Regions from separate parts of the Homo sapiens genome. Here region 1 is linked to region 2. A link is a loop called in an ENCODE intact Hi-C map of the cell type or tissue named here. Cell type or tissue: heart right ventricle. All regions are shown on one strand. Links, peaks and the distances in the headings refer to the core of each region. The heading gives the core; the rest is flanking DNA.

What was found. Peaks named below come from ENCODE experiments on the same cell type or tissue, not always from the same donor. Only the 100,000 strongest peaks of a DNase experiment are listed, where the experiment ranks them.
Region 1: a loop joins it to region 2, with 3 times the contacts of the local background. A loop is called at or near these places in 4 of 110 quality-filtered maps.

Annotation. Positions count from the first base shown.
Region 1 is chr20:44,289,471-44,305,627 of GRCh38, forward strand. FITM2 (fat storage inducing transmembrane protein 2) reads right to left here. Exons shown (of 2, transcript NM_001080472.4): 2 at 13,370-16,157. It overlaps LOC124904910 (a long non-coding RNA gene), which reads right to left and starts at 1,885. Exons shown (of 2, transcript XR_007067597.1): 1 at 1,048-1,885. In heart right ventricle, for the core only: no CTCF peak of the experiment used is centred there; no DNase peak of the experiment used is centred there; H3K27ac peaks cover 1,436 bases.
Region 2 is chr20:44,115,545-44,130,564 of GRCh38, forward strand. JPH2 (junctophilin 2) reads right to left here. Exons shown (of 6, transcript NM_020433.5): 3 at 2,961-3,079; 4 at 121-842. Among named protein-coding and RNA genes, the nearest start is that of JPH2, 64 kb to the right of the region's middle. RefSeq lists an enhancer at 1,105-1,399. In heart right ventricle, for the core only: a CTCF peak has its summit at 1,286 (motif pointing right); a DNase peak (open chromatin) is centred at 1,297; H3K27ac peaks cover 1,930 bases; H3K27me3 peaks cover 534 bases.

The DNA of each region.
Region 1 (16,157 bases), core at 4,457-6,956, 180 kb after region 2:
CACTCCTGCTGATTGCTAAAATGCTTTTCATGTTGTTAGAGCCCAGGATCATCTATAGTCACCTTCAGTCACCCACTGCCACTGTCAGAGCCCATTTCTAGAATCAGAGAAAAAATTAAAAATGTCCTCGTTTCCTCCACCTCCCAATCTCCACCAGTGTCTTCCACTAGCAGAGCCCAGAGGAAAGCAGGATGAGAAATGCACAATGCAGGCTTCCCATCCTGGGGATACAGAGGAGCACGTGGAGGGGAAGGGTGGAGGTCAGAGTCAACGGGCATCGCCCAGGACACTAACCCTGCTGAACTTCAGGTCCCTCGCCTCAAATACAAAGTTAAAAATTCACCCCCTACTTACCTCTGCAGATTATGTTGAGGAACTAAGATAATGATTGTGAGATTACTTTATAAATTAATCAAGTGCTGTACATTTGCAATAGAATGTTATTATTCCAGTTATTATTACAGTTGCATGGGTTATTTATATTGTTGTTGTAATAGGTACTGGGACTGCCACCCTTGCTCCCCCAGTGGCTGGGAGGATTGGCTGTTAATGGCTCACAGCTGAGTCCCTCTTGGGGCACTGCCTCAGCTGAAGGGAGCTGTCTCATTCAAGGTTACTCCAGTTCCCTAAGGGTAGCTTACATCCAGCGACTGGTAGGTACAGAGATAGAAAGGTCTGACCCTCCTTACTTCAATTTAGGACATCTCTGAAGGGCCATCCGAGACCCACAACTCTCCACAGGATCAGCTAAGGTTCTGGAACAACTGCATCATAGTTCAACTTCTCTCTCTGCCCTTCCCTGCTTGTCTCACTCCCTTGCAGGTGATGTTTCCAAGAGCACTTCCCAATAAACCTTCTAAATGTAAATCTCATCTCAGAGTCTGTTTCTGAGGAAACCATGCTAAAGCAATTATCGTGGTGCTTTCAAGTACCATCACAAACATCTGACCCTTAAGACCACCCTAAGATGCAGAAAGGGCACAGAGTGTTACACATACTCCTTGTTCAGATGAAGAAGTTGAGGCTCAGTGAGATTAAGTAGCTCACCCAAGGTTGCACACAAAGTCAAGGTGGAGTCAGATCTGAGCACAGCTCTCTTGACTCTCTGACAGGTGTTTTGACCATTTCACTTCCAGGGAGAAAGCACAGATGCCTGTTTGGGGGGTCCCAAGGATTAGAGCTGGGAGGATGCTTCCAGTCAGCCTCTTCTGTCTGCTGGAGCAGAAGCAGATTAGTGTTGCCCTGGGCTCGGGATCCCTAGCAGGAGGACAAGGAGGAGAATCCATTTACAAACACTCCGGAAGCACCTACCCTGGGCCAGAGTCATTAAATAGGACCCAGTCCCCACCCCCAGGGAGCCTCCAGCTTTGGGGCTGAAGAAGAGAGCAATATTGCTTGAAGGTAAGGGGAACTCTGGAAGCAGGATGGAAAGCAATTTTGGCCAGAACAATAAGTGAAAGACTGATCAGCAGGAAGAGTCTGCTGAGATTTGGGGATGACTGCCCACAGCAAAGACAGAGAAACTCCCATCTCGGTTTGGAGACAGGGAGGGTCTTCAGTTGTTAGAAGAGCTGGCAACTCTTCCTAGAATCTGTGGAAAGACTGTTGCCCAAATGAGCTGTCTCCAATAAATGGCCAACACACAGTAGCTTTTCTAAGGATATCTGCATGAAGAGAATGAGGAACCCCAGCTTGGAGAAGTGGGAATAAAGGAGATGGAATACAGGGGCTGGGAAGTGCAGAATCATTAGGGTGAACGCTGAGCTGTTTTAACAAGAGGGAAGAAACACCTGGAGCTTAAGAGCGTAAAAGTTCAGGTATGGTGGCTCACACCTGTAATCCTAGCACTTTGGGAGGCCGAGATAGGCAGATCATGAGGTCAGGAGTTGAGACCAGCCAACATGGTGAAACCCTGTCTCTACTAAAAATACAACAATTAGCCGGGCATGGTGGGAGTCACCTGTAATCCCAGCTACTCGGGAGGCTGAGGCAGAAGAACTGCTTGAACCTGGGAGGCGGAGGTTGCAGTGAGCTGAGATGGCGCCACTGTACTCCAGCTTGGGCAACAGAGCAAGACTCCATCTCAAAAAAAAAAAAGAGAGTAAAAGTTCAGTTATCTTGGGGAGGCTGAGGCAGGAGGATCGCTTAAGCCCAGGAGTTCAAATCCAGCCTGGAAAACAAAGTGAAACCCCATCACTAAAATCTTTAAAAGGGGTAGGGGAAGTTCAGTTATCTCCCATTAACAAGTTCAGTGGTGCAGACTGGCCGGTGTCTGTTTGCTGACTGTTACTCCACCTTCCAGTGCATTGTCTTCATCTGCATGGTCAAAACTCGATCATGAGAAGCCGGGTTTTATGTGATAGGACAGGAAAGAGACGATGGAGGAACATATGCCCAATAGTTTAAGGCCTAGACTTGAAAGAGCAACATATCACTTCCGCTCACATTCCAATGGTAAGAATGGAGGGCCTCACCCAGCTGCAAAGGAGGCTGGGAAATGTAGTATCTGGCTGGGTAGTCTATTGCTAAGGAAGAAGAGAACAGATTTTCCTGGACAGCTAGCAGCCTCTGGCATAAGGAATAACTGTGAATGAGAAGAAGATCAGGTAGACTGCTGGAGAAAATGGCAGACTCTGGCTGGGCGCGGTGGCTCACACCTGTAATCCCAGCACGTTGGGAGGCCAAGATGGGTGGATCACCTGAGGTCAGGAGTTTGAGACCAACCTGGCCAACATAGTAAAACCCTGTCTCTACTAAAAATACAAGTTAGCCAGGCATGGTGGTGCCCGCCTGTAATCCCAGCTACTAGGGGGAGGCTGAAGCAGGAGAATTGCTTGAACTGGGAGGCGGAGGTTGCAGTGAGCCGAGATTGCGCCACTGCACTCCAGCCTGGGCAACAAGAGGGAGACTTTGTCTTGAAAGAAAGAAAGAGAGAGAGGGAGGGAGGAAGGAAGGAAGGAAGGAAGGAGAAAGAGAGAAACAGAGAGAGAGAAGGGAGGGAGGGAGGGAGGAAGGAAAGAAGAAAGGAAGGAGGGAAGGGGAGAGAGAGAGAAAAGAGGAGAGGAGAGGAGAGGAGGAGAAAGAAAGAAAATGGCAGACTCGGTATGGGCTGGAAGACATTGGAAACCCCTCACCCACCTGTTCTACATATGGGACACCAAGGCCCTGCATGGGGTGATGTCTGGTTTGGTCAGGATCCCACTGTAAGAGGACTAGAGCCCTAGGAGTCCTTTCCCTGGTCCCATTATTTTTATTTTTATTTTTAGAGACAGAGTCTCACTCTGTTGTTGCCCAGGCTGGAGTGCAGTGGTGAGATCATAGCTCACTGCAGCCTCAAACTCCTGGGCTCAAGTGATCCTCCCATCTCAGCCTCCTGAGTTGCTGGAACTACAGGCGTGCACCACCATGCCTGGCTCCTGGTCCCATTCTGTCTCTCAGAACATCATGGAGAAAATCCAGAGTGGGAGACAGGAAGTGTCAATACATAGGCATTTACCCAGAAATCTGTCAGCTGCCCAGCCTTCTATGAGTTGCCATCAGGTGCTTCAGAAATGAAGACGACGGTGGCTATCAGAGTTCAGTAGTCTGATGGACAACACTGCCAGGACTGTGGTAGTAGGTGTCCCCAAAGTTTAGACTGTTAAGAAAGGTCTCTCCATCATTACAGGATTCCTGCTGGGGAGGACAGTAAGGGCTTCTAAAGGGCATATTTTCTTTAGCTCATTGGTTCCTCACTGCCAAAGTCACAGACTCAATTGCCTAGATCACATCAGCTTATCTCCAAAGACCTGTTTGGTTCCTTTCTAGCAACCTACATTACCTAAAGGCCTTAGTTTTCTCATCTCTGAAATGGAGCTGATAATAATAGCTTCCATTCATTGACTACTAACTATGCACTCTGAAATTTACATAAATTATTTCTAACCCTGAGAAGTGCAGTTTTTATGTTTCATGGATGAGAAAACTGAGGCTCAGAGAGTTCAAGTACTGAAGGTAAAGGCAGTAGATTAGACTATTCGTCTTCCCCAATTGGATTGTACATTCCTGGCCTTTGACATGAAACTTTGCAGGACCTCCCACTGTCGGTAGAGTTTATTCCCTGCCCCATTGATGCGCCCACAGAAGGTTAGAGGAAGGATGTGTCAGGAGCAGAGGCCTTATTTTATTTATTTATGTATGTATGTATTGAGATGGAGTTTTGCTCTTGTTGCCCAGGCTGGAATGCGGTGGCACGATCTTGGCTCACTGCAGCCTCTGTCTCTTGGGTTCAAGTGACTCTCCTACCTCAGCCTCCCCAGTAGCTGGGATTACAGGCACACACCACCATGACTAGCTAATTTTTTGTATTTTTAGTAGAGACGGGGTTTCACCAATGTTGACCAGGCTGGTTTCAAACTCCTGGCCTCAGGTGCTCTGCCCACCTTGGCCTCCCAAAGTGCTGGGATTACAGGCATGAGCCAGCGCGCCCAGCCAAGCAGAGGCTTTAAATGTGCTGTATGGTTTGGCCAAGGTTTGGGTGCCTCAGTGGTCTTGATGAGAAGAGCATGCCCCCATACAGTTGCTGCCCTTTAAGCCTGGACACCAGAATGAAACAAGTGGAACAGCAGAGCCCAGCTGTGGCCTGGAGCCAAGTGTAGCCAATGGGCAGCCTGATGCGGAACTCACCAGCTGAGGCCAGCCCATACCAGCAGAGCTGCAGTTGATCTGTGAGCATTTGTAAGCCTGTGAGTTTGGAGGTGGCTTGTTGTAAAGCATTATTGTAACCACCCAATGGGTTCACCTTACCCACTACCTAGACACACCCAATGTATCAAGACAGAAGAATTGCAATGAAGAGAGGGTAATTCACCTAGAGCCAGCTGTGCAGGAGACCGGAGTTTTATTATTACTCAAATCGGTCTCTCCAAGTATTCAGGGATCAGAGTTTTTAAAAATAATTTGGGTTGCTGGGTGCAGTGGCTCACATCTATAATCCTAGCGCTTTGGGAGGCCGAGGCGGGTGGATCACCTTGAGGTCAGGAGTTCGAGACCAGCCTGGCCAACATGGTGAAACCCCATCTCTACTAAAAATACAAAAATTAGCCGGGTGTGGTGGCACGTGCCTGTAGTCCCAGCTACATGGGAGGCTGAGAGAGGAGAGTCGCTTGAACCCAGGAGGCGGAGGTTGCAGTGAGCTGAGGTCACACTGTTGCACTCCAGCCTGAGTGACAGAGTGAGATTCCATCTCAAAAAAATAAAGTAAAAAATAAATAAGAAAAATAAAAATAATTTGGCAGGCAGGGGCTTGGGAAGTGGGGAGTGCTGATGGGTCAGGTTGGAGATGGAATCATAGGGGGTTGAAGTAAGGTTTTCTTGCTGTCTTCTGTTCCTGGGTTGAATGGCAGAACTGGTTGAGCCCAGTTACCGGTCTGGTTAGTGTCAGCTGATCCATGGAGTGCAGGATTTGCAAAATATCTCAAGCACTGATCTTAGGTTTTACAGCAGTGTTGTTATCCCCAGGAGCAATTTGGGGGTGTTCAGATTCTTGGAGCCAGGGACTGCATGACCCCTGAAGTGTAATTTCTAATCTTGTAGCTAATTTGTTAGTCCTGCAAAGGCAGACTGGCCCTCAGGCAAGAAGAGGGTCTTTTTGGGAAACGGCTATTATCAATTTTGTTTCCGAGTCAAACCATGAACTGAGTTCCTTTCCAAAGTTAGTTTGGCCTACACCCAGGAATGAACAAGGACAGCTTAAAGGTTAGATGCAAGATGGAGTCGGTTAGGTCTGATTTCTTTCACTGTCATAATTTCCTACTATAATTTTGCAAAGGCGGTTTCATTATTACAGCAATCTCTAATACAATGGCAGAGCTGGGATATGAAGCATCAGATGTGTTAGGAGCCAAAGCCTTTGCTATTTTCTCTATGGTGTAGGTTGTTGGTAACTACAGGTGAGAAAATACAGTAAAAATGTCAGACCCTAAATAAAAAAATGAGGAACAAATGCTTGTTATTAATGTTATTCATGGTTGCTTTATTATTATATTGATGATACTAAGTCATTTCAGGGTTGTTGGGGGATATTTAGGAACTATAGTGCCCAGGCTTCTGAGAGAGACATCCTTAGGCAAAAATATAATATTACGTAGCCCCCATAGGTGCCTGACATTTTAAAACTTATATTTTCCAACCCGTGACTTCATTAAGGCAATTAAAGATGGCCAGGCACGGTGGCTCACGCCTGTAATCGCAGCACTTTGGGAGGCCGAGGCGGGCAGATCACCTGAGGTCGGGAGTTTGAGATCAGCCCGACCAAAATGGAGAAACCCTGTCTGTACTAAAAATACAAAATTACTCGGGCGTAGTGGTGCATGCCTATAATCCCAGCTACTCAGGAGGCTGAGGCAGGAGAACTGCTTGAACCCAGGAGGCAGAGGTTGTGGTGAGCCAAGATCGCGCCGTTGCACTCTAGCCTGGGCAACAAGAGCAAAACTCCGTCTCAAAAAAATAAATAAATAAAATAAAAAAGACAATTAAAGACTAGTGTGGCAGAAAGTATTATCCTCACTTCGTAGTTGAGTAACCAGCTCAGAAAAACGAAGTGATTTGCCCAAGATCATACAGCTGAGGAGCTGATTGGCAGATCTGGAACGCGGTCTGCTTGGCTCCAGGTCGAGTGCTTCTAATAACTCCAGAAGAGAGTCCACTTATGTCCCCATCCATTCACCCCATACCACTCCCATCAGCACGGCGGGGGGTGTGCCTGGCAGATGGAGCATGATCAGGAAATGCAGGCAGAAGGCAGGAAGGGCTGAGAGGAGTGGAGGGTGGAAAATTAACTACAGCAGCTTGTTAGGGCAGGGCCCCAATAACTTTTTCTTTTTCTTTTTTTTTTTTGAGATGGAGTCTCACTCTGTAGCCCAGGCTACAGTGCAGTGGTGCCATCTCTGGTCACTGCAACCTCTGTCTCCCGGGTTCAAGCGATTCTCCTGCCTCAGCCTCCTGAGTAGCTGGGATTACAGGCAGGTACCACTGTGCCTGGCTAATTTTTGTATTTTTAGTAGAGATGGGGTTTCACCATGTTGGCCAGGCTGGTCTTGAACTCCTGCCCTCAAGTGATCCGCCCACCTCAACCTCCCAAAATGCTGGGATTACAGGTGTGAGCCACTGCACCCGACCCCCAATAACTTTAGAAATTAACAGGCTAACCAGAGGTGGCTCCCAGGCTCCCACCCACCTACCTCCTAGGCACTCCCACACCCCAGATGCACATGCCCTGGGCAGCCACACCCTGACAGAGAAGACATGGCAAGTGGCAGGGCTCAGTGAGAAGGCCCCCAGCCTGGTCCCCAAAACTAAGCAGCCCAGGAACTAGTGCCAGGCAGCCCTTAGCTCACCTTTGGGCAGATAGCACCTCAAATAAGATGGGGACCTACTTAACCTTAGCCAAAAGGACACCACAGACACAATGTGCCCTTTCTTTTTACAGCTCTCCTAAAAAACAGTTCTTATTCTCCCTCATCCCCTAGTGAACCCTGAAACCAGACTGCAGAGGCTGGAGCACGGGGACCCGGCCTTCCACATTCACTAACTGCACTTTTTTCTTTTTTTGAGACAGGGTCTCGCTCTGTCACCCAGGCTGGAGTGCAATGGTGCAGTCTTGGCTCCCTGCAGTCTCCCGAGTAACTGGGACCACAGGCGCATACCACCATGTCCGGCTAATTTTTTTTTTTTATTTTTAGTAGAGACAGGGTTTTGCCATGTTGCCCAGGTTGGTCTCAAACTCCTGAGCTCAAGCGATCCGCCCTCCTTGACCTCCCAAAGTGCTGGGATTACAGGCATGAGCCACTGAGCCTACCCTGATGGTATATTTTGACTACCCATGAGTCAATAAAAATTTAAAAGTCACATGCATGGGTTTTTTCCCCCTGATTTTAAAGTAAGTTATGGTTCTGCTGGCACATCAGAGATTTACTGTGCACTTGAAAGACATTTATATAGTACCTCCCACGTGCTAGTTCCTGTTCTTTTTATTTTATTTTATTTATTTATTTTTTGAGACCGAGTCTCACCGTGTTGCCCAGGCTGGAGTGCACTGGTGTAATCTTGGCTCACTGTAACCTCTGCCTCCTGGGTTCAAGTGATTCTCCTGCCTCAGCCTGCTGAGTAGCTGGGACTAAAGGCACCCACCACCACGCCCGGCTATTTTTTTTTTTTTTTTTTTTGTATTTTTAGTAAAAATGGGGTTTCTCCATGTTGGCCAGGCTGGTCTCAAACTCCTGACCTCAAATGATCCGCCCACCTCAGCCTCCAAAAGTGCTGGGATTACAGGCATGAGCCACCATGCCCGGCCTCACTAGTTCCTGTTCTGAGTACAAGTGTTAATTCATTTAGTTCTCACAACCCTTTAAGGTAAGTTCTTATACCCATTTTACAGATGAGGAAACTGTGGCCCAGAGAGGTCAAGGAACTTGTTAAGGAACAGCCAGAGTGTGACAGAGTAAGGATTTAAACTAACGCAGTCCATGATAATCTCTCCATTCCTTTGCTTTTCTAAATGCTTTATATAAACCATCTCTGCCTGAGCTGGTGACAGTGTCAGGGTAGATTCGGAAAACACCCTGCTTTTGACCCTCAGCACACTTTGGGGACTCTCCTTTCACTGTCTATGCCCAGCTAGACTGTAGACCTGCTGAGGGCAGGTCTGTGTCTCTCTGAGTTAATGGTGCATCCCCTGTGCCTAGTACTGAGCCTGGTATACCTGGTGCTCCTCAGCTGTTGGGGCAGTGAATGCTGAGTAAGTTGAGGCACTATTAACCCCACCACATGCTTCAGAAACTGATGCTCAGAGACATTGACTTGGTCAAGAACACACGGCTGTGAGTTATAGCCAACATGAGCCTGTGGCTTTCTACCTCCAGGTTCTACACTAGACATATACCACTTATTCTTTTTATTCCTCCTCGCCTTCTTTGTGGTGGTGAGATCACTTATTCTTTGCAGTGACTGCATTTATCACTAAAATGGAGTTGCTATAACCGATGGGCATTTAGGTTCTTGATAATCTTTCACTCTTACAGACAGCTGTAATGAAACCTTCGTCCTTAGCTTTGCTCACTTCTTGAAGCATTTCTAAAGCCCAAATCCCTAGATTGAAATCACTGGGTCTACACATTTTAAGTGTTTTTTGTTTTGTTTCGTTTTGTTTTTGAGAGGGAGTCTCACTCTATTTCTCAGGCTGGAGTGCAGCGGCACGATCTCGGCTCACTGCCACCTCTGCCTCCTGGGTTCAAGTGATTCTCCTGCCTCAGCCTCCCAAGTAGTTGGGATTACAGGCGCACGGCACCACGCCCGGCTAATTTTTGTATTTTTAGTAGAGACAGGGCTTCACCATATTGGCCAGGCTGGTCTCAAACTCCTGATCTCAGGTGATCTGCCCACCTCGGCCTCCCACAGTGCTGGGATTACAGGCATGAGCCACCGCGCCTGGCCTACTACTAGTGAGAGGTGACAGCGTGCTGGCAGTCCTCACAGCCCTTGCTCGCTCTCGGCGCCTCCTCTGCCTGGGCTCCCACTTTGGCGGCACTTGAGGAGCCCTTCAGCCCACCGCTGCACTGTGGGAGCCCCTTTCTGGGCTGGCTAAGGCGGGAGCCGGCTCCCTCAGCTTGCAGGGAGGTGTGGACCGAGAGGAGCGAGCGGGAACCTGGGCTGCGCGCGGCGCTTGCGGGCTAGCTGGAGTTCCGGGAGGGCGTGGGCTTGGCGGGCCCCGCACTCGGAACAGCCGGCCGGCCCTGCCGGACCCGGGCAATAAGAGGCTTAGCACCCAGGCCAGCGGCTGCGGAGGGTGTACTGGGTCCCCCAGCAGTGCCAGCCCACCGGCGCTGCGCTCGATTTCTCACCGGGCCTTAGCTGCCTTCCCGCGGAGCAGGGCTCGGGACCTGCAGCCCTGCCATGCCTGAGCCTCCCACCTCCTCCATGGGCTCCTGTGCGGCCCGAGCCTCCCCGATGAGCGCCGCCCCCTACTCCACGGCGCCCAGTCCCATCGACCACCCAAGGGCTGAGGAGTGCGGGCGCATGGCGTGGGACTGGCAGGCAGCTCCACCTGCAGCCCCGGTGCGGGATCCACTGGGTAAAGCCACCTGGGCTCCTGAGTCTGGTGGGGACGTGGAGAACCTTTATGTCTAGCTCAGGGATTGTAAATACACCAATCGGCACTCTGTATCTAGCTCAAGGTGTGTAAACACACCAATCAGCACCCTGTGTCTAGCTCAGGGTTTGTGAACGCACCAATCGACACTCTGTATCTAGCTACTCTGGTGGGGCCTTGGAGAACCTTTGTGTTGATACTCTGTATCTAACTAATCTGGTGGGGACGTGGAGAACCTTTGGGTCTAGCTCAGGGATTGTAAACGCACCAATCGGCGTCCTGTCAAAACAGACCACTAGGCTCTACCCATCAGCAGGATGTGGGTGGGGCCAGATAAGAGAATAAAAGCAGGCTGCCCGATCCAGCAGTGGCAACCCGCTTGGGTCCCTTTCCACACTGCGGAAGCTTTGTTCTTTCACTCTGCAATAAATCTTGCTGCTACTCACTCTTTGGGTCCACACTGCTTTTATGAGCTGTAACACTCACCCCGAAAGTCTGCAGCTTCACTCCTGAAGCCAGCGAGACCACAAGCCCACCAGGAGGAACGAACAACTCCAGACAAGCCGCCTTAAGAGCTGTAACAGTCACCGCGAAGGTCTGCAGCTTCACTCCTGAGCCAGAGACATCACGAACCCACCAGAAGGAAGAAACTCCGAACATATCTGAACATCAGAAGGAACAAACTCCAGACGCACCACCTTAAGAGCTGTAACACTCACCGCGAGGGTCCGCGGCTTCATTCTTTAAGTCAGTGAGACCAAGAACCCACCAATTACGGACACGCTAGGTTGCTATCTAAACAGGTGCGACCAGCTTACCTCCCTTCTCCTAAGGTATGAGAATCCCTGTTTTCTGTACTGTGTGTGTTCAACTTTAAAACTCCCCAGAGACTGTATTCGAGGTTTCTGGGACAGTTTCTAAAGGTGTTTAAACTGTAAAGGATTTCTCCTAACAGAACCTACCTTCTTGACAGCTCTCAAAAATGTTTTTATTTTTGAGACTTTTTAAAAGAGCTGGCCAGGCACAGTAGCGCACTGCTGTAATCCCAGCACTTTGGGAGGCCAAGGTGGGTGGATCACCTGAGGTCAGGGGTTCGAGACCAGCCTGGCCAACATGGTGAAATCCCGTCTCTACTAAAAATACAAAAATTAGCTAGGCATGGTGGCGCACGCCTGTAATCCCAGCTACGTGGGAGGCTGAGGCATGAGCACTGCTTGAAGCCAGAAGGTGGAGGTTGCAGTGACCCGACACTAGCAACTGCACTCTAGCTTGGGTAAGACAAGACTATGTCTCAAATAAATAAATAAATATTACAAATAAATAAGACCTCTGCAGTTTATTCCTCTGGGAATTAGGTCCAGCTCCCCATGTCCATTAAACCTATGTGAACATGCGCAACCAGGCCTGAACTACATTTGTGTGTTGATGTAGAGAAAAAGGAGGCAGGGCTGCAACAAAGTCCACCCAGAGGTCTGCTTCCCCCATCATTCACCAAGAAACCAGCTGCCACAACAGCTCTGAGTGGGAGTTTCTTTTCATGTTGTTTCCAAAAATAAAAGCCATAGTCAGCTTGGGAAGAACTTTTCATCAAGCAGAACAGAGAAACAGTAGAAAAGATTCAAAGAGTTGGTGAGATTATCCAGTCCAACCCCATCGTTTATTACAGGAGGAAATTGAAACCCAGAGATGTTGAGTGACTAGTTCAAGGTCACACAAAAGAGTGGAAAAACCAGCAGCAGAACCCACCTCAAAGCCAGGTGCTCTAACTTCCAGCTGAGCATCTTAGTCCATTTTGTGCTGCTATAACACAAGACCACAGACTGGGTAACTTATAAAGAACAGTGACTTCTTACAGTTCTAGAGGCTGGGAAGTCCAAGATCAAAGGGCTGGCATCTGGCTAGGGCCTTCTTGCTACATCATCCTATAGTGGAAGGCAAAAGGGCCAAAGATTTTGGGGGCTAGGGGACAAACTCATCCTTTATAAAGATGCTCCTCTCATGGTAACAAACCCACTCCCCAAATACTGGCATTAACCCATTCATGAGGCCAGAGGCCTCATAACCTGATTACCTCTTAATGGTCCCACCTCAATGCTGTTGCATTGGGGATTAAGTTTCCAAGACATGAACTTTGGAAAATATATTCAAACCACAGCACTGAGTGCTCTTTATGTTACAGCAGGGAGTATCTATGATCTCCACTCACAGTCCTTTAAGGCTAACTTCCTTCCAATCTCAGTTGCTTTTAAAAATGACAGGAAAGTGAGGCTTCTTGAAAATGGATGTCCGCATAAAAATCATGGTAACATATCTATGAGCCTTTGTGTGTGCTGTCCCCACTGCCTTGGATTCCCTTCTCTGCCTAACTGCTTGAACTCCTCCTCATCCATCAAAACCCAAAGAATTGCTGCCTTCTTTGAAAATATTCCCTGACTCTCCAGGGCCTCTGGTTGTTCCCTGCTTTATGTTCTTGGCCCTGACCTTGCCCCAGCACTCAGAACCCTTTATGGCAGGATTGGTTCTTCTCCATGAGAGTGAAAACTCTTCCAAGGCAGAGATGGACCAAATTCATCTTTGCAACACCAGCACACAGCTTAAGCTACAAAAGGATGGACTTTGAACCACAATCTCCACGCGGAGGGGAGTTTATCATTCCACCCCAGCTCCCAGCTCACAGTGTGAGCCCAAGAAGGGTTTGTTGCTGCCAAAGGAATCTGAACAGGGAAGTTCTGCAACAGGAGGGGATTCTGATCCTGGAGCCACGGAGCTTTCAACAGACACTTCCTGGACGTGCCAAGCAGGTCAGGCTGACAAACGAGTGGGCACTAAAAGGCACAAGAAGCTCTCACATGTGTACAGGCCTCCAGGACTACAAAGCACTTGCAAAGGTGACCTCATCTGAGTAAACTTTGAAAGTGCTCTTCAGTGTTGCTTCTGTGAGGCCTACTTCACTTTTTACCAAGAGAACTGCTCCCAAGTCTGGCTGATCCTGACCTCAGGACTGTAAGACATGAAGGTGGCACACAGGGAAGGAGTAAGTCAAGCTAATAAATACATGTCTGAACATGCATTTATATTACAAGACATACGGGGAAAAACAGGAGCAACTCTAGCCATAAAATAACCCGTATATGACAAGTTAAATTGAGAAAGAATTACCTACTTTCACGAAGTGCGCTGAGGTTTATTGGGCTCTGCGCTTCCTTAAGAGTATTAGAAAAGAACACACAAAATGCTGAAATATGGGATTTCATTATCTCAGTTTACTTTAATTTGCTTGTTTACACACACGATCTGTGTGTACATAACAGTGGCAAGAGCCATTCTCTAAATACAATCTGGTACCCAGACTATGACAGATGCACGTGGAAAATGAGGCGTCAGTGAATTAATCTCAACATAGAAAGGCAAAATAAGCATGGCAGTATTCTATGATCACAGATGCCCCCAGAGCCTGGGGGTAACCGACACTTTTCAACATAATACAGGACAATTTTAACAAAAGACCCAGACTCCAAATGGCACCCAAAATATATTCGTTTCTCTGCCTTCTCTAGAGGAGTCAGAAAGTTCTAAAGGCTTACTCAAGAAAAAGGAGGCAGGGAGACTATGGCCTGCTAAGCACAGATGCTGAGCACTTTACATGCACCATTTCTCTTCATCTCCACCTGACAGACGATGAAAACGAGGTTTGCCATGATCACACAGCTATCAGGAGTGGTGCCAAGATATGAACCCACATCTCATGTTTGCTTGAGCCCAAATCCTTTCACTTATGTCAGGCTGTTTCACATAGGAATAGAAAGCATGCTCCCAAGGAAGAGGCAAGGGGGCTAAGCATGGACAAGTGGCGGAAGCCTCATCGATACAGAAGGCTCTGCAATTGACACTTTCCACATACAGTTAATTTAGTGCTGAGCCCGCATCAGACCCACGTGGGATAAATATCTGGAGATTTAAGTGTCACAAATGAACTTCTGGGGTCACCCTGTGCCTATTCCCTTTTGGTGCTGAACATGACACTTTGGAGAGCCTTTTTTTTTTTTGAGACAGAGTCTCACTCTGTCGCTCAGGCTGGAGTGCAGTGGCGTGATCCTAGCTCACTGCAACCTCTGCCTCCTGGGTTCAAGCGATTCTCCTGCCCCAGCCTCCCGAGTAGCTGGGATTACAGGCGTGTACCACCACACCTGGCTAATTTTTGTATTTTTAGTCGAGACGGGGTTTTATCATGTTGGCTAGGCTGGCCCAACCTCAAGTGATCCTCCCATCTCAGCCTCCCAAAGTGCTAGGATTACAGGTGTGAGCCACCATGCCTAGCCTAGGAGAGCTTTCAATCCCTTCAACAAGCCCCTGCCATCTACTCCATGGCCACTCCCACCACTGGTTTATGGGCATAGGCAACAGAGGGTCACATCTTACCAACGCCTCCAAAGCACCATGGTGCCACCTCCCATATCTCATCACCTGTGTTTCTGCTCCTTTTGGGTGCAACAAATCATGACTCATTGTGATGGATAAAATTAACCTCCAACTTGATGGGATATGAAATATTTAAAATATATCCTTATAGTAAAAGATTTTACACCGAAGATTCATCCTCAACCACTTAAGCTTCAGTGAAGCCAGTCAGGTGTAGTGCTTCTCAGTTAATGCTACTATTGGACTTGATTGGAGAGAGGGGCATCAAGGCGGCCTTAAGGGTGATTACCCCAACAGCAAGGGGCTCAGTTTGAAAGGCTTAAGGAGACAGTCTGGGAGAGAAGAGGGGATATCTTATCACAGGGCGTGGAACTGTGCCTTTGTGGATGGAGGTGACAGGATTTCTAACCCTTCCCAGCATTGTCACAGCAAAGGCCACAGAATGACAAAGCTGGAAACTGAAAAGTGCTGCAAAGGGGAGAGAAAAAGGAAACTGATTTCAAGTCCAGCTGAACAGGCCCAGGTATGGTTTGGTTTAGTTTGGTTGGTGATGCAAGTAACAGGAGGGAGGGACCACAGCCATGCCACCCTTCAATAAGGGTGATTTTGCAAACAGGTTGGCTTTTTGCCATCAGAGGGAGGCATTTTACTTCACTTCTGAATTATCATAATCTTGTCCAACAGGTACAGATGCCCTGGGCCACAGCAGAGTGATCAGTGCACTCAGCACATGACCCTGAAGCACACTGTTCAGTCTATACCACTGATATGTGGTCAGGGACATTTCGGTGCAAGAACGCATTCTGCAAAATTACCTTGATTCACCTTAAAATTCAACAGGCTGTTACTAAAATGCCTGCTTTCTGGTTTGATTATCTTATTTATTTATAGAAACCAGGGTCTCACTATGTTGCCCAGGCTGGTCTCAAACTCCTGGGATCCAGTAATCCTCCCACCTCAGCCTCCCAAAGTGCCAGGATTATAGGTGTGAGCCACTACACCTGGCCCAGGTTTCATTGCTAACAGAGAAAACAGCCCCATGAGGTGGAATTTAAGACTGTAAGACCAGAGTTTGGTTCATAACAAGTACATTAGTGTTCTAAACCAACCAACCAATCAACCAGCCAACCAACCAACCAACAAACCCTCAAAACAACCTACATGTGCCAGAGTGCAGCACTGGCCTTGTGAGTTATTTTCAGGAGTTTTATCAACAAAGAACAAATGTCACAGTTCTTATCAAAAACTGTAAAGGATTCGCTCAAAATAGAACAGAAAAAAAGTAATCTTATTGCTCCAAAAAAACCAGCATATAGTAATAGAAAACATGGACAGAAAATGATCATAGTCCATTACGTATGAATCATCCAATACTTGGTCGGAGAGGCACTGCATCTAAAAGGGCCTGTTTTGGTGGCTAATCGCAAGTCAGTTGCAATATTTAAACACTTCATGGATGAAACAAATATTACAACCAGAGAGTGTCCTTCAGGCATCAGGCTGTTTTTATAAAGAACCCTGCCTGAGCCGGGCGCGGTGGCTCATGCCTGTAATCCCAGCACTTTGGGAGGCCGAGGCAGGTGGATCACCTGCGGTCAGGAGTTTGAGACCA
Region 2 (15,020 bases), core at 1-2,500:
TATCCTGCTTCGGTCTCTCGCACCCCAGCAACCCCCAAATCCCCTGCCCCTGAATCCTCCCTCAAGCCCTGCTACCTCTAGGGAACCCGACCTTAGGCACACCTTGCCCGACAGCCTCACCTCTTCCACCTCCACCTCCGCCTCTGCCGCCAGTGCGGCCTCCTTCCGCGCCTTCTTCTTGGCCCCCGCCTTGGTCAGCCCTCGAGCCTCAGTCTTGCGGGCCTTGGCCCTGGGCTCGGCTTTGGGGATGATGGGCTTGGGCTCCAGCTTGGCGGGGGTCTCGCGTGCAGGCTCGGGGCCTCGGAGCGTGGGGGCCTGCAGCGGGGCGGTGGCCGGGGACGAGGGCGCGGACTCGGACCCGGAGACCTCGGGCTCGGGCTGGTCCTCAAAGGGTGGGGGCTCGGGCGGCGTGGTGCGCACAGCATAGCTGTGGTAGCCCTGGTAAAGCGCCACCTCCGGCTCCCGCGACGGCGCAGGCGGTGCCTGCAGAGCCTCGATGGCCATGCGCTCGGTGGCTGGACGCGCGGGGCTGCGGCGGCCCGCGCCCTCGGACGGAGTGACTGACCGGCTGCCCTCACCGCTGGGCTCGCCGTTCCAGGCGCCTGGGCTCAGCAGGCCGTCCTTGGACACCCCGGGCCTGGGCCGCTTGGGCTGCGGGGGCGTCCCGGCCGGTGACGGGGAGCCACCCTCGGGCCGAGGGGTCTCACGCTCGTGCAGCTGCGGGCTCTCGCGGGGCGGCTGTGGGAGGCCCGCTGCGCCGGCGCCCCGGTCGGGGGGCTCCAGCAGGCTCTCCGAGTTCTCCAGGATCTCCTGCAGCAGCCGGCGCTTCTGATATTCCGGACCTGCCAGGGCAACACAGGGAGGCTGGGCTCGAACCCCGCACCACTGTTGGGTGATCCTGGGCCAGCCACTTCACCTCTCGAGCCTCATTCATGGGCTCAGTCGGCACTCACATAGCACTGACCAAGTGCCAGGCACTGTTCCAAGCACTTTCCAAATATTAACTCATCTAATCCCTGTAGTATCCCTATGAAGTTGATGCTACTGTGAACCTCAAAGGGAGGCTCTGAGAGGTTAAATCACTTGCCCAAAGACACACAGCTGTCGAAGGGCAGAGCCAGGACTAGCACCCAGCAGTCTGGCTCCAGAGGCGATGCCCTTTACTTTGGCACGCGTCTCTTTCCATTCCCTTATCTGAAACATGGGCCTGATCATACCTATTTTATAAATACGAATGGAAGGATTGAGAAAATGCATGTCAAAGGCGGAGCTCAGGGCCCCGCACCGGCATAGACCAGCAGGGGGAGCGCTGTGACCAGAAGTGAGGGATCCTCCCAGGCATAGGTTTTCGCTCCTAGGTTTTTCATCAGGCCTCCTTTGGCCTCCTTTCTGCAGCCAGGATCACGTTTAGAAAACACACATCTGATCATGTCATTAACTTAAAAACCCTTCATGGCTGGGCGCGGTGGCTCACGCCTGTAATCCCAGCACTTTGGGAGGCCGAGGCGCGCGGATCACAAGGTCAGGAGATCGAGACGATCCTGGCCAACATAGTGAAATGCTGTCTCTACTAAAAATACAAAAATTAGCTGGGCATGGTGGCGCGTGCCTGTAATCCCAGCTACTCAGGAGGCCGAGGCAGGAGAATTGCTTGAACCAGGGAGTCGGAAGTTGCAGTGAGCTGAGATCGCGCCACTGCACTCCAGCCTGGTGACAGAGCGAGACTCCGTCTCAAAAAAAACAAAAAAACAAAACCTTCATCGCAGAGAATCCCCATCTCTGTCCCTCAGGGGTTCCCACCACTCTATCCATGTGCCAGATCTCTACCAAGGCCGGGAGGTCCTCCTTACTCTGCAGCCTCGATTCTCAGGACCCACAGCCTACTTTGTGATGTGGCTTCCTGGCATGCTGCTCTGTCCGAGTTTCTGTGCCTTTGCACCTCCTCCACTCATCCCACCCAGCGCTATCTGGTACAGCAGCTCTCAAAGTGTGGTCTCAGACTAGCAGTATCCACATCGCCTGATCCTTAGAAATGCACATTCATTCATGGGCTCCACCTGAGACCTACTGAATCAGAAACTCTGGGGGTGGACCCAGCAATCTGTGTCAAATTTGAGACCCACTGACTTGATAGACTCTTGTTCAGCCTGCAAGATTCAGCTCAAATGGCCTCTCCTGAGGGCAGCCTTCTCTAACACTTCCTCTTGCCTAACTGCTTCCTGTGAGCTCCCTCCTCTCCCATTCTAACCGCACAGTGCTCATCCTGCTGTGTGAAATGGAACCATAATCATGAAACAACAGCCACAGTCACTGAGAGCTTACTGAGGACTGGGAATGTACCTTACATGCATTTAATCCATGCACAAAAAAGCAGGCACCATTCTTACTACCATTTTACAGATCAGGAAACTGAGGTTTACAGAGGTTAAACACCTCACTCAAAGTCTCACAGCTGGGAAGCAGCGGAATCAGGGTTTGAATGAATGCAGAGTCTGTTTATGGTACCCCTAGCTCTGTTGTTTTTGTGACTCTCTGCTCCCCTAGATTTTGGAACCCACTTATGTAACCCCAGAGCCTGGTACAGTGCCTGACACATGGACAGTGCTCAATGCTTGACTGAAACTGTTGGGCAAGTGCAAGAAGCCATTTTTCCCTCTCATCCACCAGTGACTTCTCTCCTCTAAGCTTCACCAGCTCCAACTGTCTTCCCTGCTCAGAGCAGAGAGAAAAGACCACTTGGAGTGACTCTGCTGCCCTCCCCTCGAGCTCAGCATGAAGGCAGAGATGTGTCTCCCCACCTACCCCTGCATCATCCCATCCCACATTTGCACCATGCCCCAGTTTCTGAGACTCACGGGCATCCAGGAAACCACTTGGGCATCTCAGATTCCAGTAAGCAAAGAAAAGCGCCCACCCTAGGGATAGCCCTACCCTGCCCATCCTTCCCTGGCTGGCCCTACCTGGCTGGTAGAAGTCCGGAGCCAGCTCCCTGGCCAAAGTGCGAGCAATGTTGGACTCCTGGTTGGCAGCCAGGGCGGCCTGTTCCGCTGCCTCAGCTTTGGCCTTGGCGTGGCTTGTCCTATGGAGACAATGTGGCAGAAGACTCAGGATCCTTCCAGAGAACCAGCCTTCTGCCCCTTCTCCCCAACCCACAAAGAGACATGCTAAACACAGCATTCTTTCACGCAGGCAGTCAATGAATATTTATTGAGCCTCATGGCCCAGACTGCTATGCATTCTCCAGATCATTTCTTCTTCTTTCTGAGCACTTAGATAGACTACCTTTCCCAACCTCCCTTGCAGTTAGGTGTGGTCAGGTGACTGAGTTCTGGCCAGTGCATTATGGGAAGACATCATGTATGCTATTTCCAGGCTTGGCCCATAAAAACTTCTGTGCCCTCTCTTTTTTCCCCAGCATTGCTGGTTGAATGCAGAGCAGGCTGAGTCCCCAGAATAGGGACTTAACTTCTGTGTCACAGATCCCTTTGGCAGTGTGGTGAAGCCTATGGATCCCTTCTCAGAATAATGTTTTTGAATGCATAATAATATACATAGGATTACAAAAGGATGCAGTTACTTGACATACTGTTTCCAAAATATTTAAAAGAACACATTTGTAAAATAATAATCTATATCTTTATAATCACATTAAACAAAATATCAGGTCTGTTAACTACTGTAATTTTAAAGTATAGATAAGCATAAAGGATATTTCAAGGATATCTAATTACAACATATAATATGACATGAAAATATATGAGATTTCTATTGGTGACAAAGTCACAGCTGCTACTACTACTATTATGGTTTATTGCCTATTTCCATAATTGAAGAGAAGGCTACATTTCAGTTGGAGTTAATAAAAATACAGATGTAGCTTTTCTCATTGTAGTGGGTACTTCTGGTGCCCTATGCAGATCCCTTCACTGGGCAAATGTGCCTACCCCCGGCTGATGTGAGTGTTGGCTGCTAATGGCTCCTTACTACCCCAGAGAATTGTAGCCCATAGAAGCCACCTTGTTCCAGAAGTTAAAATACTGCCCTGCCAGCCAGGCACGGTGGCTCACGCCTGTAATCCCAACACTTTGGGAGGCCAAGGCAGGCGGATCACGAGGTCAGGAGATGGAGACCATCCTGGCTAACATGGTGAAACCCCATCTCTACTAAAAAATACAAAAAATTAGCCGGGCATGGTGGCGGGCGCCTGTAGTCCCAGGTACTCGGGAGGCTAAGGCAGGAGAATGGCATGAACCCAGGAGGCGGAGCTTGCAGTGAGCCGAGATTGCGCCAGTGCATTCCAGCCTGGGCAACAGGGTGAGACTCCATCTCAAAAAAAAAAAAAAAAAAAAAATCCTGCCCTGCCTACCCCTAAACCTAGGCAGCCCATACCAATGACTGGTACTGGTCAGCCTCCTCTTGCCTCAAGAGGAAGGAACTCCAGCTGCAGCAGGTACAATCCATGCTCCAGAGCCCCCGGTGGACTGGCTGAAGCAGGTCTCCAGCTGAGACCACATCTCAGCTCATCTCCTTCCCTACGCCATCCTGCCTCTCATTCTTCTCTCTCCTGAAAGCCTCCCTCAGTAAATCACTTACACAAGAATCCCCACTTCAGGCTCTACTTCTAGGGAATCTAACCTACACCGTCCAAGTTCATGGACCCCTGAAATCTATCCACAGACCCTCCTGTGGACTCCAAGTTAAGAAATGTGAGCCCATAAATGATTGCATGGAGCAAAGCCCCTTCCCACAGCCCCACAGTTGCACGTGACAGGAGCAAATTTTAAATATTCATTGTCTTAAGTACCTGAGATTTGGGAGATGTCTGTTTCAGCTGTCAGCTTAGCTTAACTCACAGAAGTACCTACTAAAGTAATAACAGTCCAATTTCCTAATGGGCCAGGCATGGTTCTAAAGGAGTTATGAAGATTATCTCATATGCTCATTCTAATGCCTTAGGAAGCTGGTGCTGTTATTATTATCCCTATTTTACAGAAAAGAAAATTGAAGTGCAAACAGGTTAAGCAATTTGCCCAAGGTCACAGAGTCCTGAAGTGCAGGAACTGGGATTTTGAACCCAGGCAACGTAACTCTAGGGCAGTGGTGTCCAATCTTTTGGCTTCCATGGGCCAGAAGAAGAAGAATTGTCATGGACCACACAGAAAATACACTAACACTAACGATAGCTGATAAGCTTAAAAAAAACAAATCACAAAAAAAATCCCATAACATTTTAATAGAGTTTACGAATTCGTGTTGGGCCACATTCAAAGCTGTCCTGGGCTGCATGGGGCCCATGGGCAAGGGTTAGACAAGCTTGCTCTATACCAGTAGCTGAGCATGTGCCAGAGCCTGTGCCAGGAGCTGAGCATGGCCAGGAACTGAGGACAGAGACTCTGTGGACCAGAAAGGCTACTGTCAGATGAGGGAGCTGGCTAGTAAACAGACACAAAAACTATTTAATAAAATGCAATTAAATAAAAAGTACCTAATTATAATTGTGAAATATGCCGTGAAGGAGGAGTAGAGAATACAATGAAAATGCAGGACAGAAAGACTTAATGTTGATGGGTGGTGGAGGTGGGCTGGTCAGGAAAGGATTCCTTGAGGAAGTTGACATTTGAGTTGAGACTTGAAGAAACACATACGTTAGGCCCCTAAGAGGTGGGCGGGTCAATGAGCCAGGTAGACAGAAGGGCATGTGCAAAGACTCTGAGACTGAGGAAGAGCTTTGTGCCTTCGAGGAGCTGCAAAGCCAAGTCAGAGTGTCCACTCTCTACAGATGAGTTAATTCCCTGGGGAGCTGATGTGTGTGTGTCTTTATCTCAGTCTACAGCAGAGAACTGGGCGCACGGTAAGGGGGATAAATTCCCTTAAGCTTCTACTAGGCACCAGGGCTTTTATCCCTTACAAACCTCAAAACTGTGAGGTAGTGAGGTAGTGTTTACCGGTCCCTACTTCACAGGTGGGGAAACTGAGGTTCAGAAAGGTGTCTTGCTCAAGGAAACAAAATAGGAGTTAACATTTACAAAGCACTTAGTATATGCCAAGGGCTTTACAGAAATTAACTTAACCCCCCAATAACTCTACAGGGTAGATGTTATTCCTATCATCCCTCTCTACAGAGGAGACATCCAAGGCAAAGGAGTATTCTAAAGAACCCAAGCCAGCATGGTGGCTCGTGCTTGTAATCCCAGCACTTTGGGAGGCTGAGGCAGGAAGATCACTTGAGCTCAGGAGTTCAAGACCAGCCTAAGCAACATACCAAGACCTTGTCTCTACTAACAATTAAAAAAAAAAAATTAGCCAGGTGTGGTGGCGCACACCTGTAGTCCCAGCTACTCAGGAGGCTGAGGTCAGCGGGGGGATTGCTTGAGCCCAGGAGATCGAGGCTGCAGTGAGCTATTATCACACCATTGCACTCCAGCCTGGGCAACTGAGCAAGACTGCATCTCAGAAAGAAAAAAAGAATTCACCCAAGCTTACATAGCTAGTAAGTACCAGAGTAAGGATTCAAACCAAAGCATTCTGGGATCTAGAGTCTGTATCCTAACCACAGGCTCAATTTCCATTCAATAACAAGCAGCAGAGTAAGATTCTAAACCTGGAGCTGTCTGATGTCCAAGCCCCTGCCTCTCCACTATGCCATATTGCCATAGTAATGCTTACTGAATGAATACATGGCTGAAGGCACGCATGCAGGCGTGCACATATGTAGGGGCAAGGAGACAGCCTAGGGAAGAGTTAAGAGCACACAGTTTTAGAATTAACAGGCCTGGATTCCAATTTGGGCTCTGCCAAGGCCAGGGACAGAATGAGATGACCGAGGCACTCGCCTCAGGGGCAAAATTTATGGGGTTGCCAAAAAACTCAGTGATCAAGAGGAATCACATTTTAATGCAATATTTTAAAAGTCTAAATTAATGCAAAAATAAATCCTTGATGAACAACCTATGAAGAAAATTTTAAATAAAGCCTGGATTGGACCCTGCACTTGGATCCCTCACTTACTCACTCACCTCACCCCACTGGGAGTCTAGGACCTTGGGTGCATGCATGGCTTTACCTCTCTGTGCCTCAGTTTCTTCATCTGTAAAGTGGAGATAGTAATTCTCCCCTCCTGAAGTTGCCGTGAAAACTAAGTGAGAGGCAACGCGTGAAAGTGTTTGGTCTTGATGATGACGATGATGGGGTGTTGGTGGCGGTGGTGAAAGAGGAGGAGGAGAATGACATCTGTACATCAAAACTGAGTGTGCTACATGCATATCCCCAGGCTTATTTTTGCCTGCACGTGAGTATGTGTGAGACAAAGTTCTAAACTTTTTAGAGCCACTTCTCTGGGCACATGAAACCCCAGGAGGGAGGAGGAGGGAAAGGGCTGGGCAAGCCTTCAAACTGAGAAAATGCCCTTTTTTTGGTCATGTGAGCAGAAAGATGCCCACTTTCTGGTGCCTTTGGAAGCTGGGTTGAGGACTCCTCAGGCAGGAAAGGCAGCCTCTCCCCACAGCCCTGGAAGATTCTGGGGGACCCACTGTGCACAGCCAGAACAGGGGCGGCCACACAGCCCAGGGCAATGAGGGCTGCTGTGCTGGAAGCAAGCATACTCCCTGTCCATCTCCAACCACCCGGCCCGCTGCATCCTATCAGCCCTTCTCCCCTGTCCCATGCTCCCAATCTCTGATCCCAGCCTTCAGGCCAGGAATCCCGGTGTTCTTCAGCACCCTCCCTCCCCACCTCCTTCCACATCCACAGCCCATCAATCACCAACACTGGTCTCTCCGGCTCCCTTTATAACTCTTAGAACCCTCTGCCACTCCTCCTGCACCCCTTCCCATGGGTCTCCCCTGCCTGCAGGCTCACTCCTACAGCTGCTCCTACACACAGCGGCTCAGCGAGCTTGCTTAACCACACACCCGTGGCCTCACCCCTTGCTTCAAATCTTTGCAAGGCTTCCTACTGTGCTCAAAATAAAACCCTAGCTACTTAGTATGGCCTTCGAGGCTCTCCAGACCCTTGCCCAAGGCAGTCTGGATGGGGTATACCAGCAGCTCACGGGGTGAAGGGCAGGCGGAATGACTGTGGCTGGGAGGCTATTGCTTCTAGGCCAGTGCCTCTCCTAATGCAGTCCGTGACCCCCACCCAGTATCTTCATCACCCGGAAGCTCAGATATACAAATTCTCGGGCTCTGCCCAGACCGACTCATCGGAATTTGAAGGGAACGAGCCTAGGAATCTGTGTTTTATATTCCAGATTCTGACTTAAGTTTGAGAAGCACGTGTTCGGCGGAGAGAAAAGCCAGCTCCATCTTGAAGTTGTTCCCAGACTGCTCAACCCCCTAGGAGCCTTGGATGTTTTCCTTTTAGCACCAGGGTCCCTCCCTGAATCAAGGCCCTGCTGGGGAAATGCAGGAAGCATTCCTGCTCTGCTGACCACTCACCATCTCTGGATCCATGCCTCTGGGTGAGGGTCTGGAGGATGGCTCTGACCCTGCTTGGGGGAAGGGAGCAGTCACTGGGGCCGGGGGAGGAACAGGGAGACTCTTCTTGATTTCGTTCGGATTAACTTTCGTCAGCAGGGTTAAAAATAAGGCTGGTGTTTCTGGGATAGGAGCAGGGCTCTCACCCAATAGAGCAACTTCTAAAAGCACCTGCCCCCACCCTGGCCTCCTTTCCCCATCTCTCCTCCCAGGCCCATAACTGCTTGGTTGTTTCCCAGTTGTCTCCACTAGGCATTGGTGGCTTTATGGGGCCAAAGGGGGACCCTCACCGGACTTGCCCTGACTCTAGGCCTTTGCTTAGGCTGTTCCCCGACCTGGAAGGCTCTCTCCCCTCCTGCCGCGATCCTGGCCTTAAAGAGTCAGTTTAAGACCCACCTGTATGTATTGGTTCATTCATTTAATACAACTTTATGGAGTGCCTACTATGTGCTAGGCACTTTTCTGGGCACTGAAGACATAGAGGCAAACTGAACATCCAAAAATCCCTTGTATGGTCAGGCACAGTGGCTCACACCTGTAATCCCAGCACTTTGGAAGGCTGAGGCAGGAGGATCACTTGAGGCCAGGAGTTTGAGACCAGCCTGGGCAACACAGCAAGATCCCAACTCTATCTTAAAAAAAAAAGTAAAAAAGAAAGAAAGGAAACAAAAATCCCTTGCAGAGGTTACATTCCAGGGCACGGGTCAGCAGATGACAGTGGTAGGCTAAACCCAGCCTGCTGCCAGCTTTTGTACCACCCATGAATGGTTTTTATATATTTGAATGGTTAGAAAAAAAAAAAAGTAAGGCCAGGCATGGTGGCTCACGCATGTAATCCCAGCACTATGGGATGCTGAGGCGGGTGGATCACTTGAGACTAGGAGATCAAGACCAGCCTGGCCAACATGCCGAAACCCTGTCTCTACCAAAAAATACAAAAATCAGCTGGGCACGGTGGTGCGCACCTGTAGTCCCAGCTACTTAGAAGGCTGAGGCAGAGAATCACTTGAATCTGGGAGGCAGAGGTTGCAGTGAGCCAAGATTGCACCACTGTACTCCAACTCCAGCCTGGGTGACAGAGTGAGACTCTGGCTCAAAAAAAAAAAAAAAAAAGTAACATTTTGTGACACATGAAAATTATATGAAATCCAGATATCTGTGTCCCTGTAAACAAAATTTTGTTGAAACACAACTATGCTCATTCATATTGTCTAGAGTAGTTGTCATAGAGACCATATGACCTACAAACACCACAATATTTACCATCTAGTCCTTTACAAAAGTCTGCCGACCCCTGTACTAATGTATTCACTCAATGAATGTCTCCTCTACTATTATTATGAATAATATTAATCTTGGTTATTTGTTGAGCACTGTGTGACCAGCCTTACGCCATGGCCTCCTGTGTAAACACATATGGCCTCAGAGAGCTGGAGGCACGTTCTCAAGGTCACACACTAGAAAGTGAACCTGCCCAAGCTCTTACCCATGACACCAAGCTGCTGCCTTCCTGGTACCACTTCTGAGCCAGGTCCGTCATGTGCTGGGGCCAAGGATGGAAATGAATAGGACCCAGCAGCCGCCTGGGGAGCTCGCAGCCCAATGCAGCCCTGCCAGGTCAATCAGGCAACATTTCTGGAAGTCCATGGATGAGCAGGGGCTCAGAGCAAAGTCTATAAACCACATGGTGGAGTGGCAAAGAGGCGGTAACTCTGGCCAGATTGCCCGGGTGCAGACCCTGGCTCTGCTCCTCATCACCTTAAGCCCAGTCTCCTCATCTGTAAAATGGGAATAATAAGGGCACGCGTCTCCAAGGAATGATGTGAGGAGTAAATTAGTTACAGTCACGTGGCTCAGAACACAGGAAGTGCTACCTAAGGGCTTGTTACATAAAATGAGAAGTGCAGTTTTAGCCTGGGCAACACAGTGAGACCCCGTCTCTACAAAAAATAAAAATAAAAACATTAGCCAGGCATGGTGGCTAATGGACCCCGCTACTTGGAAGGCTGAGGTGGGAGGATTGCTTGAGCCCAGGAGGTCAAGGCTGCAGTGAGCTATGATTATGCCACTGCACTTCAGCCTGAGTGACAAAGCAAGACCCTATATCAGAAGAAAAAGAGAGAGGGAGGGAGGGAGGGAGGGAGGGAGGGAGGAAGGAAGGAAGGAAGGAAGGGAGGAAGGAAGGAAGAAGGGGGGGAGGGGGCACAGTGTTTTGAAGGGGACTGAAACAGAAATCCTGAATGTCCTAAATGCCACTGAATTGTTCACTTTAGTATAATAATAATTTTAAAAATCCTTCAGCCCAGGAATCCCATGGTAGGTTTGGATGATGGGGGCAGATAATCAGGGTCCCTGGCTCAGGCCACTGCCAGCCTCTCTGGAGGATGCTCAGGTGATTACAGGGAAAATGCTGCCCAGCGTCTTCCTGAGGTGGGGATGCTTCCGATGTCACTGCCCTACCCTCTCCCAAAATAGCCCCTCATCCCCAGCTCTGGCTGGTCATGACCATCTACCCCAGAACAACCATGGTCAGGCTAATCTAGAGGAAGGACCACAGCTGGGTGTCCAGTCACTGGCCCAGAGAACTCCCTAGGAGAAAGCCCCCTCCGCCCCCAAGGATGCAGGTGCAGTCAGGGAGCCCTGACCCATGGGACCTTCCTCTCCCCACCCAGGACTCCATTCATTCTCATTCGGCAAATGTGTGCTGAGCCCCTGCTATGTGGAGCCCAGAACTGGGTGCTAGAGACATGGACAGTGGTCAATGAGGCAGGCAGTGCCCTCCTGGGAAGCCCCTCACAAGACAGGTTAAGGGCACAAACTCAAGCCCAATTTGTAGCACCATCATCTAGATATCTGACCTTTGCTCTCTGGCCTCAGTTTCTTCAACTCTGAAATGGGGGATAATCTCACAAAATTACTGGGAGTCTGAAATGAGATAGCACAAATGTGCTTAGCATGAACTGAGCACGTAACAAATATTAGCTATCATTATTGTTTCTGTTACTATTATAACAATGCTGACCAGCATTCACTTCCAAAATTCTATCATTTGCCAACATATGGATGTGTCATCTAAACATCATTTCAGGGTTCACCCACATTGTAGCATGCATCAGTACTTCATTCCTTTTTATTGCTAACTAATATTCCATTGTGTGGATAAACCATATTTTGTTTACCTGTTCAATAGTTGATGGACATTAGGGTGCTTTCCACTTTTTGGTTACTATGAATAATGCTGCTATGGACATCTGTGTACAGGTTTTTGGGTGGACATGTTTTTATTCCTCTTGAGTATATACCTAGGAGCAGAATTGCTGGGTCCTGTGGTAACTCTATGTTTAACTTTTTGAGGATCTGCCAAACTGGTCTTGAGATGGCTGTACCATATTATCATATTATGTTCCATTGGTAATACACGAGAGTTCCAGTTTCTCCACATCCTCCCTAATACTTGATATCATCCTTCTTTTTTTTTTTTTTTGGAAACGGAGTCTCGCTCTGTCGCCCAGGCTGGAGTGCAGTGGCGCAATCTCAGCTCACTGCAACCTCTGCCTCCCGGGTACAAGTGATTCTCCTGCCTCAGCCTCCCGAGTACCTGGGATTACAGGCACCCGACACCATGCCTGGCTGATTTTTTTTTGTATTTTTTAGTAGAGACGGGGTTTCATCATGTTAGCCAGGATGGTCTCATCTCCTGACCTCGTGATCCACCCGCCTCAGCCTCCCAAAGTGCTGGGATTACAGGCGTGAGCCACCGCGCCCGGCCCATCCTTCGTTTTGATTGTTGCCATACTAGAGGTTTGGGAAGTGCCATGTCATTGTGGTTTTGATTTGCATTTCCCTGATGGCTAATGGATGTTGAGCATCTATGTGCTTCACGGCTGCTTGTATATCTTCTTAGGATAAATGTCTATCCAGATCCGTTGCCAGATTTTAATTGGATTTTTTTCCTTCTTATTATTGAGTTGTAAAATTTCTTTATATATTCTTATGCAAGTCACTTATCATATATATGATTTACAAATAGTTTTCCCATTCTCTGGGCTGTCTTTTCACTTTCTTCCTTTGAAGTACAAAAGTTATTTTATTTTAATGGAGTCCAATTTAGCTATCTTTTGTCACTTGTGCTTTTGTCATAGCTAAGAAGGTTTTGCCTAATCCAAGGTCAAAAAAATTTACTCATATTTTCATCTAAGAATTTTATGGTTTTAGTTCTTCTACTTACTTCTACAAACACTGTTTCTAATAAGAAAAAATGGGAAATAACCTAAGGGCTCATCCCACCCTCTGAGGTAGGTACTACCACCACTTTACAGATGAGGAAACTGAGGCACAGGGAGGTTAGATCATTTGCTCATTCTCGTTATAATCAAAGTAATAATGAAGGCAGACATGGCCCCTGCTCTTGAAGGTTGTAGAGTCTGCTAAGAGAGACAAGACCAAGTAAAAAGTCTTGAGTGCAGAACAAGCCTATGGGGCAGGAGAAAGCCCATGGGGTGGGTGACATGTTCATAATTTGTATTTTATTATTTTTATATTATAAATATTAATATAAGACATATTGTATGCACTATAAAAATAAAATGGCTTCCTCAAAGAAAATTTTGGAAAATGAGCATTTTTAAAAATAAAAAATTGCTATTAATATTTTCGTCTTTTTCTTTTTAACATTTTTTTTTTAAAGATACAGAGTCTCGCTCTGTTGCCCAGGCTTGGGTGCAGTGGTGCAATCATAGCTCACTGCAACCTTGAACTCCTGGGCTCAAGTTATCCTCCCACTTCAGCCTCCCAAATAACTCAGATTACAGGGGCATGTCACAGTACCCGGTTAACATGGTAGTGTATTCCAAGTTGGTTAGGAACACAGCTGCATGACTGTTGGTGACTTACTGAAATTCTCTGTGCTTTGATTTTTCCATCTGTAAAACGAGGTTATGAAGAGCCCCTATCTCATAAGCTTGTGGGGATTAGAGAGAGAACTGACCAGCAGAAAGCACTGGGAACAGGGCCTGGCACACAGCAAGCTCGATGCAGATTTGTTCTAGTTGAGGTGAGGAGTAAGGGTGGTGTTGGGGATTCTGAGGTTGGGGGCTGTGATAGCCCTCAGGCCCTATGTAGAACCTCTCCATCTTGGAAGCTCCACTGAAATCCCCCAGCCTCCAGCTGGAGTGAAGCCTCCTCTAGTGAGGGAGTGGGTGTGTGAGCTCTCAGCCTAGAAGACCGGGCAAAGTAATAAGTGTTGCTGCTTAGCGGCCGGGCGCGGCGGCTCACACCTATAATCCCAGCACTTTGGGAGGCAGAGGCAGGTGGATCACTTGAGGTCAGGAGTTCAAGACCAGCCTGGCCAACATGGTGAAACTTCGTCTCTACTAAAAATACAAAAATTTGCTGGGCGCAGTGGTGCGCATCTGTAATCCTAGCTACTAGAGAGGCTGAGACAGGAGAATTGCTTGAATCCAGGAGGCAAAGGTTGCAGTGAGCCGAGATTGCGCCACTGCACTCTGGCCTGGGCAACAGAGCCAGGCTGTCTCAAAAAAAAAAAAAAAAACAAAAAAAACAAAACCATTGCTGCTTCCTGAGAGCTAACTATGCGCCAGACACTCAGCCAAAGGCATCAATGAATAATGGCCCCAAAGATATTTGGTCCTAGTGTCTGGAACCCGTGGATGTTACCTTCTATGGCAAAGAGGGCTTTGCAGGTGTGATTAAATAAAGGATCTTGAGATAGATCATCCTGGATTAGACAGGAAGGCCCTAAATGTAACCACAGGTGTCCTTATAAGAGGGAGATTTGATAACAGAAGAGGAGAAGCCAATGTGATGATGGGAGCAGAGATGGGAGTGATGTGTTTTGAAGACAGAGGAAGGTGCCATAAGCTCAGGAATGCAGAGGGCCAGCAGGGGTTGAAAAGACAAGCACAAAGATCCTCCCCTTTGAGCCTCCAGAAGGAAATCTGACTTTAGACTTCCGACCTCCAGAACTGTAAAAGAATATATCTGTATTGTTTTAAGCCACCGAGTTTGTAGTAATTTGTTACTGCAGCAACAAAACAAAACAAAACAAAACAACCTGTGTGATCTCATGTCATCCTCAAGATGATGCACTTTACAGCGGAAGAAACGCAGGCTCAGAAAATCATTTGCCCATGGCTCATAGCTAGTAAGTCCAGAGTTGGCTTGAGCCCAAACCCAGGACTCCCTGGCACAAAAGCCTTTGCTGACCCCTGCATCTGCTGCACCGCTTCAGCTCCTGCCCACTTTCTACAGGGCCCAGCAGCTGTGGTTGCCTCAGCCCAGTCTTGTCCCCCAGGGATATCAAGAGGCCCCCGAGTTTTATATTCCTGATATTCCTGCTGCCTGTCTGAGAGGGCCTGGGGCTGGGTTACCAGCATGTTCCCCACATCCTTCACATCTGCAAGAAAGTCTGGTTCTCTGGGGCCTGGCATCACCTGGCTGACTGTGCAGGACGGAGATCTGGCTGCACTTTGGCAACCAATGAAATGACAGGGAGGGAACCTCGGGCCTTGCTCCTCCTCCACCAAC